Linked DNA regions of Homo sapiens: region 1 is linked to region 2. Evidence: chromatin contacts called from ENCODE Hi-C or POLR2A ChIA-PET data. All regions are on one chromosome and are shown on one strand. The core of a region is the stretch at or near the end of the contact, and the rest is flanking DNA. Distances in the headings are between cores, read along the strand shown. Region 1 overlaps MYH11 (myosin heavy chain 11). Region 2 overlaps ABCC1 (ATP binding cassette subfamily C member 1 (ABCC1 blood group)).

What was found. A loop is a pair of places that touch in the nucleus more often than their neighbours do. ChIA-PET counts read pairs that join two places held with the same protein, here RNA polymerase II (POLR2A). Pooled maps may share reads with other maps.
Region 1: a loop to region 2 is called in a map of naive thymus-derived CD4-positive, alpha-beta T cell, with 30 times the contacts of the local background. The contact joins two enhancer-like sites. A Hi-C loop is called at or near these places in 8 of 168 maps with a recorded cell type or tissue (CD4-positive, alpha-beta memory T cell, MCF 10A, PC-3 and 4 more), 16 of 37 single-sample maps with no recorded cell type and 16 of 50 pooled maps. POLR2A ChIA-PET finds 5 or more read pairs at or near these places in 4 of 52 experiments (BJ, OCI-LY7, activated naive CD4-positive, alpha-beta T cell and 1 more).

The regions. Positions count from the first base shown.
Region 1 is chr16:15,821,680-15,824,827 of GRCh38, forward strand. MYH11 (myosin heavy chain 11) reads right to left here. Exons shown (of 41, transcript NM_002474.3): 3 at 1,576-1,732. Among named protein-coding and RNA genes, the nearest start is that of MYH11, 34 kb to the right of the region's middle. Within about 2 kb of position 1,377, at least 10 of the 41 ENCODE cell types and tissues checked have a DNase peak (open chromatin) inside an H3K27ac peak, as active enhancers do.
Region 2 is chr16:16,126,466-16,129,424 of GRCh38, forward strand. The region is part of intron 26 of ABCC1 (ATP binding cassette subfamily C member 1 (ABCC1 blood group)); the gene reads left to right. Among named protein-coding and RNA genes, the nearest start is that of ABCC6, 96 kb to the right of the region's middle. Within about 2 kb of position 1,331, at least 6 of the 41 ENCODE cell types and tissues checked have a DNase peak (open chromatin) inside an H3K27ac peak, as active enhancers do.

The DNA.
Region 1 (3,148 bases), core at 127-2,626, 300 kb before region 2:
AGGCCGAGGCGGGTGGATCATGAGGTCAGGAGATCGAGACCATCCTGGCTAACAAGGTGAAACCCCGTCTCTACTAAAAATACAAAAAATTAGCCGGGCGCGGTGGCGGGCGCCTGTAGTCCCAGCTACTCGGGAGGCTGAGGCAGGAGAATGGCGTGAACCCGGGAAGCGGAGCTTGCAGTGAGCCGAGATTGCGCCACTGCAGTCCGCAGTCCGGCCTGGGCGACAGAGCGAGACTCCGTCTCAAAAAAAAAAAAAAGACAGATACCTGACTCCAGGAGCCATCACTTTACAACCTGAGATTACAGCTCCAAGATTGCCTTTGCAAGGCTCCACCTGCTGGTCTTTGGAGGTAATGGCAGGCCCTGCCTAGAAGGGCCAAGATTCTGGTCCTACCTGTGGAGTCTGGCTCACTGTCAGAAAGTTGGGGCACTTATACCTGAGTCCCTCTATCTTGGGGGCGGGGTCGTGGCATCTCTCAGGCACACCTGGATTCCGGCCTCAAGAACTTCCAGAATTGGGCTCCTCTCAACTCCCAACTCAGATCCCTGGGTTCCCACCTGTTGGTGCCCTTTCAGAGGGGGTGTGAGTTTTCGAGTTTCTTGTACTCTTCGCCTGACCTGGTACACTTGTTTGCATTAACTGCCTAGTCCCTCTGTTTGACTTGGGGGTGGCTATTTCAGGGGCTCCAAAGTGTTCTAAATAGAAGGTGAGAAGGCCTGGGTGCAGTGGCTCATGCCTATAATCCCAGAACTTTGGGAGGCCAAAGTGGGAGGATCGCCTGAGGCCAAGAGTTTGAGACCAACCAGTATAGCAAGATCCTGTCACTTCCAAAAACAAAACAAAACAAAACAAAAACAAAACAAAAAAACCCACCTTTTTAAAATTAGCTTGACATGACAGTCCACACCTATAGTCCCAGCTACTTGGGAGGCTGAGGCAGGAGAATTGCTTGAGCCCAGGAGGCGGAGGTTGCAGGGAGCCGAGATGGCACCACTGCACTTCAGCCTGGGCGAGAAAGTGAGACCCTGTCTCAAAAATAATAAAACAATAGTAAAAATAATAACGTATAAACATGAAAGTAATAGGCACAAGTCTTAAGTTTGGAAAAACCAGCATTAACAATCTTCACAAGAAGCTACAAGATAGAGACTATCACCCCTTTTGACAAATGAGGAAACTGAGGCTGAAGAGGAAAAGATATTTACCCACAGTCCCACAGGGGTTGAGGGACAGGTAGGTGTCAACACAGACCACAATGGCTCAGCCCCAGGGCTGTTCCCCACCCTCTTTCCATCCTTTGCAGACAGCTGGCCCGACGGGGACCTTGGGCAGCGAGCCCCGGAGCTGGAGCTGGAGCGGGCCCATGCCCGTATTTGCCCAAGCTCTTGGCTCTCCCTCACCCTCCCAGGCTGCAAACACAGATGTTCCTTTTGCTTTTTCCCTTTTTCAGCCACAGTAACTCCTGGTCCCTCGCAGTGCCTGCCAAACTCCACATTCCTGGCAAGAACTGCAGACAAGCAGGACAGGAGGGGCTCCCTGGAGCTGGCCCCGTGCAGCCCTGAGTTCACTCACCTTGAAGCATGCTCCGGTAGGCCGTGTCTGCGATGGCGTAGATGTGAGGCGGCATCTCGTGCCTCTTCTTGCCCTTGTACATGTCGACGATCTTCTCCGAGTAGATGGGCAGGTGTTTATAGGGGTTGACCACCACGCAGAAGAGGCCAGAGTACGTCTGCAGACAGAGAACCCAGCTTACTTCCAGACCTCCTCCAGGGTAGACAGATTGCACAGAAGCACTCAATATTCTCATGTTAGAGATGGGGAAACTGGAGCTTGGAGTCTTAGTGGAAACCCTGGGCCTCACTGATATTCCAGGTACGTGGGAAGAGGAGAAAGGGCGAGAGTGGGTTTCCAAGCTGCCTATGTTTTATTTTGCAACTGTGGGGGGTTTTGTGTTTGTTTTGAGATGGGGTCTCACTCTGTCACCTAGGCTGGAGTGCGGTGGTGTGAACGTGACTCACTGAAACCTTGACCTTTCTGGACTCAGGTGATCCTCCTACCTCAGCCTCCTGAGTAGCCAGGACTACAGGCGGGCGCCACCAGGCCTGGCTGATGTTTATATTTTCTGTAGAGACATGGGTTTCACTGTGTTGCTCAGGCTGGTCTCAAATTCCTGGGCTCAAGCAATTCTCTCATTTCAGCCTCCCAAAGCACTGGGATTATAGTTGTGAGCCATTGCACCTGGCCAAACTGTGGAGTTTTGAAGAGCTCTGGGTTCAAATCTCAGCTCCACTCCTCCGACCTGCCACTTTACCTCCCCGGACCTCACTGGCTTAAATAACAGCCACCGTTCATTGAGCACTTACTATGTGTTGGGCACCGAACTAAGCACTACGCAGGATCTTTTTTGGATGCTGACAATCATATTAAATGCTCATCATTTAACAGGTGGCACAGAAAATGAACAGTGTGCTTAAGATATTAACTCAGGAACATTTAATAAAGAAAGTGTTTACAGATATGTGTGCAGAATTAAAGAAACCCAACCAGTGACGGGAGCAGTTAAGTCTGAAGAGCAAGAACAGAAGAGAATGTTGTTTACTTTTTTTTTTTTTTGAGACAGGGTCTTGCTCTGTCGCCCAGGCTGCAGTGTAGTGGGGTGATCTTGGCTCACTACAACCTTGAGTTTCTGGGCTTAAGTGATCCTCTCGCCTCAGCCTCCCAAGTAGGTGGTACCACAGGTGTGCACAACCATGCCCAGGTAATTTTTATTTTGTTTTTTGTAGAGACAGGGTTTCACCATATTGCCCAGGCTGGTCTCGAACTCCTGAGCTGAGGTGATGCGCCAGTCTCAGCCTCCCAAAGTGCTGGGATTACAGGTGGGAACCACCGCACTCAGCCAGAGAGGGAATGTCGTTAACTGAACATTGGAGGCATAGAAAGCCACACACCCCTAAAAAGGGGCTGTCCAGAGGGATCCGCAGTCATACAGAAACACAGCTGCCAAAACTGTGGTCCAGGAGGGAGGGAGGAAAAGGTAATAATCCTCCAAGCTCTCTCTCCTCCCACCACCCTCTGATCTCTTTCTGGGACCTCCCAATGTCCATATCTAAGAAGAAACCCCAGTGACTCAGTCTCTAGAAGATGG
Region 2 (2,959 bases), core at 81-2,580:
CTCCTCCTCCCAGGTTCAAGTAATTCTCCTGCCTCAGCCTCCCAAATAGTTGGGATTACAGGTGCCTGTCATCATGCCTGGCTAATTTTTGTATTTTTAGTAGAGATGGGGGTTTCACTAAGTTGGCCAGTCTGGTCTCAAACTCTTGACCTCAGGTGATCCGCCTGCCTCAGCCTCCCAAAGTGCTGGGATTACAGGCGTGAGCCACTGCGCCTGGCCTGTTATGTATTTGTATAGGGGACTCCTGTTACGGAAAATAATACTACTTTTCCTTTTGTGATTGTAATAAATTTTCCTCTTAAGTAAGTTGAGAAATTAAGTCTAAGTGACTTGATTAAGCATATTAAAACAACAAGAGAATGAGTACATGCATACTACACGAATGATGTAGCTGGGAACTGACCAAAGTTTGGGAAACCCTGCCGTTATTGAACCCCAGTCCCCTTTTTATAGATGGAGAAAAAGGGAACCTGGGGAGGGACAACAGCTGATCCAAGGTCCCACGTGGCTTGGTAGAACAGCTGGGACTAGGACCCGTGCCTCCAGTCTTTGATGTTGCGTTGCCCTTAATAACTGCCTTCTTAGGCCCTGAACAGCAGCACAAGTAGGAACAGCAGTGATAATAGATAATCACAATAATGCCTGGCGACACCCCCACCCTACATTAATGATAACAGGGACACACATAGTGCCTTGTAGAATGTCAGGCCCAGACTTAAACGTTTAATATAGAGTAATGCACTCAGTCTTTACCCCGCTCTATGACTGATTTTTGAGACACGGTCTCACTCTTGCCCGGGTTGGAGTGTAGTGCGATCTCATTCGCTGCCTCCCAGGCTCAAGTGATTCTCCTACCTCTGCCTCCTGAGTGTCTGGGACCACGGGCATATGCCATCACACCGGACTGATTTTTGTATTTTTAGTAGAGACGGGATTTTGCCCAGACTCATCTTGATCTCCTGAGCTCTAGTGATCTGCCTGCCTTGGCCTCCCAAAGTGCTGGGATTACAAGCGGGAGCCACCATGCCCAGCCCAGCCCTATAATTTAGATGCTACTATTACCCCCATTTTACAGGTGAGGAAACTGAGACAAAAAGCTGAAGTTACTTGCCCAAGATCACATGGCTGGTAAATGGCAGACCTAGGCGTTGAGCCTGTGCCTCCTCAGAGACCCTATCCAGTGCCATGGGAGTCATGCTACCCGGCCTCCTGAGGAGAGATGCCCCTTGGGAGTGAGACCAAGGCCTCTGTAAGGTCTGTCCTCCTGAGGAATTCACAGAGGTGACCTCGGCCCACTCCTTTAACATTCTGACTGGGTGAACCAGGTCCCATGTCACGGGTGAGCATTGTAAGAATGGCGTGAGTGCCCCCGTGAGGAACCAAGGGTGTATTACACCGGCGGCTTCCAACTTGACACTGAATTTAATTCACTTACAAGGTATTTCATTAGGTTTTTTTTTTTTTTTTTTTTAGATGGAATTTGGCTTTTTTTTTGCCCAGGCTGGAATGCAGTGGCACGATCTCAGCTCACTGCAACCTCCACCTCCTGGGTTCAAGTGATTCTCCTGCCTCAGCCTCCCAATTAGCTGGGATTACAAGTACCCACCACCCCGCCCAGCTAACTTATTTCATTAGTTTTTATAATAGCCTCATTGACATGTGAATTTCACATGCCATGGAATTCACCCAGTTAAAGCGTTCAGTTAGATTGAATTCAGTTTTTTTTTTGTTTGTTTGAGACTTAAGTCTCGCTCCAGCCTGGAGTGCAGTGGCATGATCTCAGCTCACTGCAACCTCCTTCTCCTGGGTTCAAGCGATTCCCAGCCTCCTGAGTAGCTGGGATTACAGGCGATTTTTGTATTTTTAGTAGAGAAGGGATTTCACCATGTTGGCCCGGCTGGTCTCGAACTCCTGACCTCGTGATCCACCCGCCTCAGCCTCCCAAAGTGCTGGGATCACAGGTGTGAGCCACCACACCCGGCCTGAGTTCAGTTTTTAAAAGCATTTTACTTTTGACTGACTTTTATATTTTTAGAAGGATCGTGTTTGACAAACCCAAGAGAAAGTAATTGTCCTCATTAGTCCTACCACTATTCTGTATTTGCATGTATTTTTATATATAGATAGAAAGTTCCACATACTTCTCTCCATTCCGCTCACTGTGTTGTTATAGCATCTCCCCTTCAATTATGTACATAAATTATAAAATAGAGATACACTTGTTGTTTTAAAAAAGAAAAAATCAATACAGGGCTGGACACAGTGGCCCACGCCTGCAATCCCAGCACTTTGAGAGGCCAAGGTGGGTGGATCACTTGAAGCCAGGAGTTCGAGACCAGCCTGGCCAACGGTGAATCCCGTCTCTACTAAAAATACAAAAATTAGTTGGCATGGTGGCAGGTGCCTATAATTCCAGCTACTTGGGAGGCTGAGGTGGGAGGATCGCTGGAACCCGGGAGGTGGAGGTTGCAGTGAGCTGAAGAAACATCACTGCACTCCAGCCTGGGTGACAGAGTGAGACTCTGTCTCGAAAAACAAAAAAACAAAGAAGTTTATGGTGGAGAAAGACAGTTTGTTCCTGTTCGCCCCGTTCCTCTCCTCTCCAGAGAGAGGCCCCATTAGCATTCGGGTGAATTTCCCCCAAAACTTTCCCGTGTGGATTCCCACATACCCCAACACTTTTGTTTGCTTGTTTCTTTTTCTTTTAACGTAAGTGGAATCTACCTGTTATCCTGTGAAACCTTTTCTTTAACCATGAGGCACCTTTGCATCTGTGTATAGTAACAGTCACTGCCTCTAAGGGCTGCTGTGAGGCTCAGATGAGATCATGGGTCTCAAGTGCTGAGCAGAGCAACTTGCCTTAGTTGCATTGTAAGCGCTCAATAATAACATTTATTTTTTGGCCAGGCGCGGTGGCTCACGCCTGTAATCCCAGCACTTTGGGAGGCCAAGGCAGATG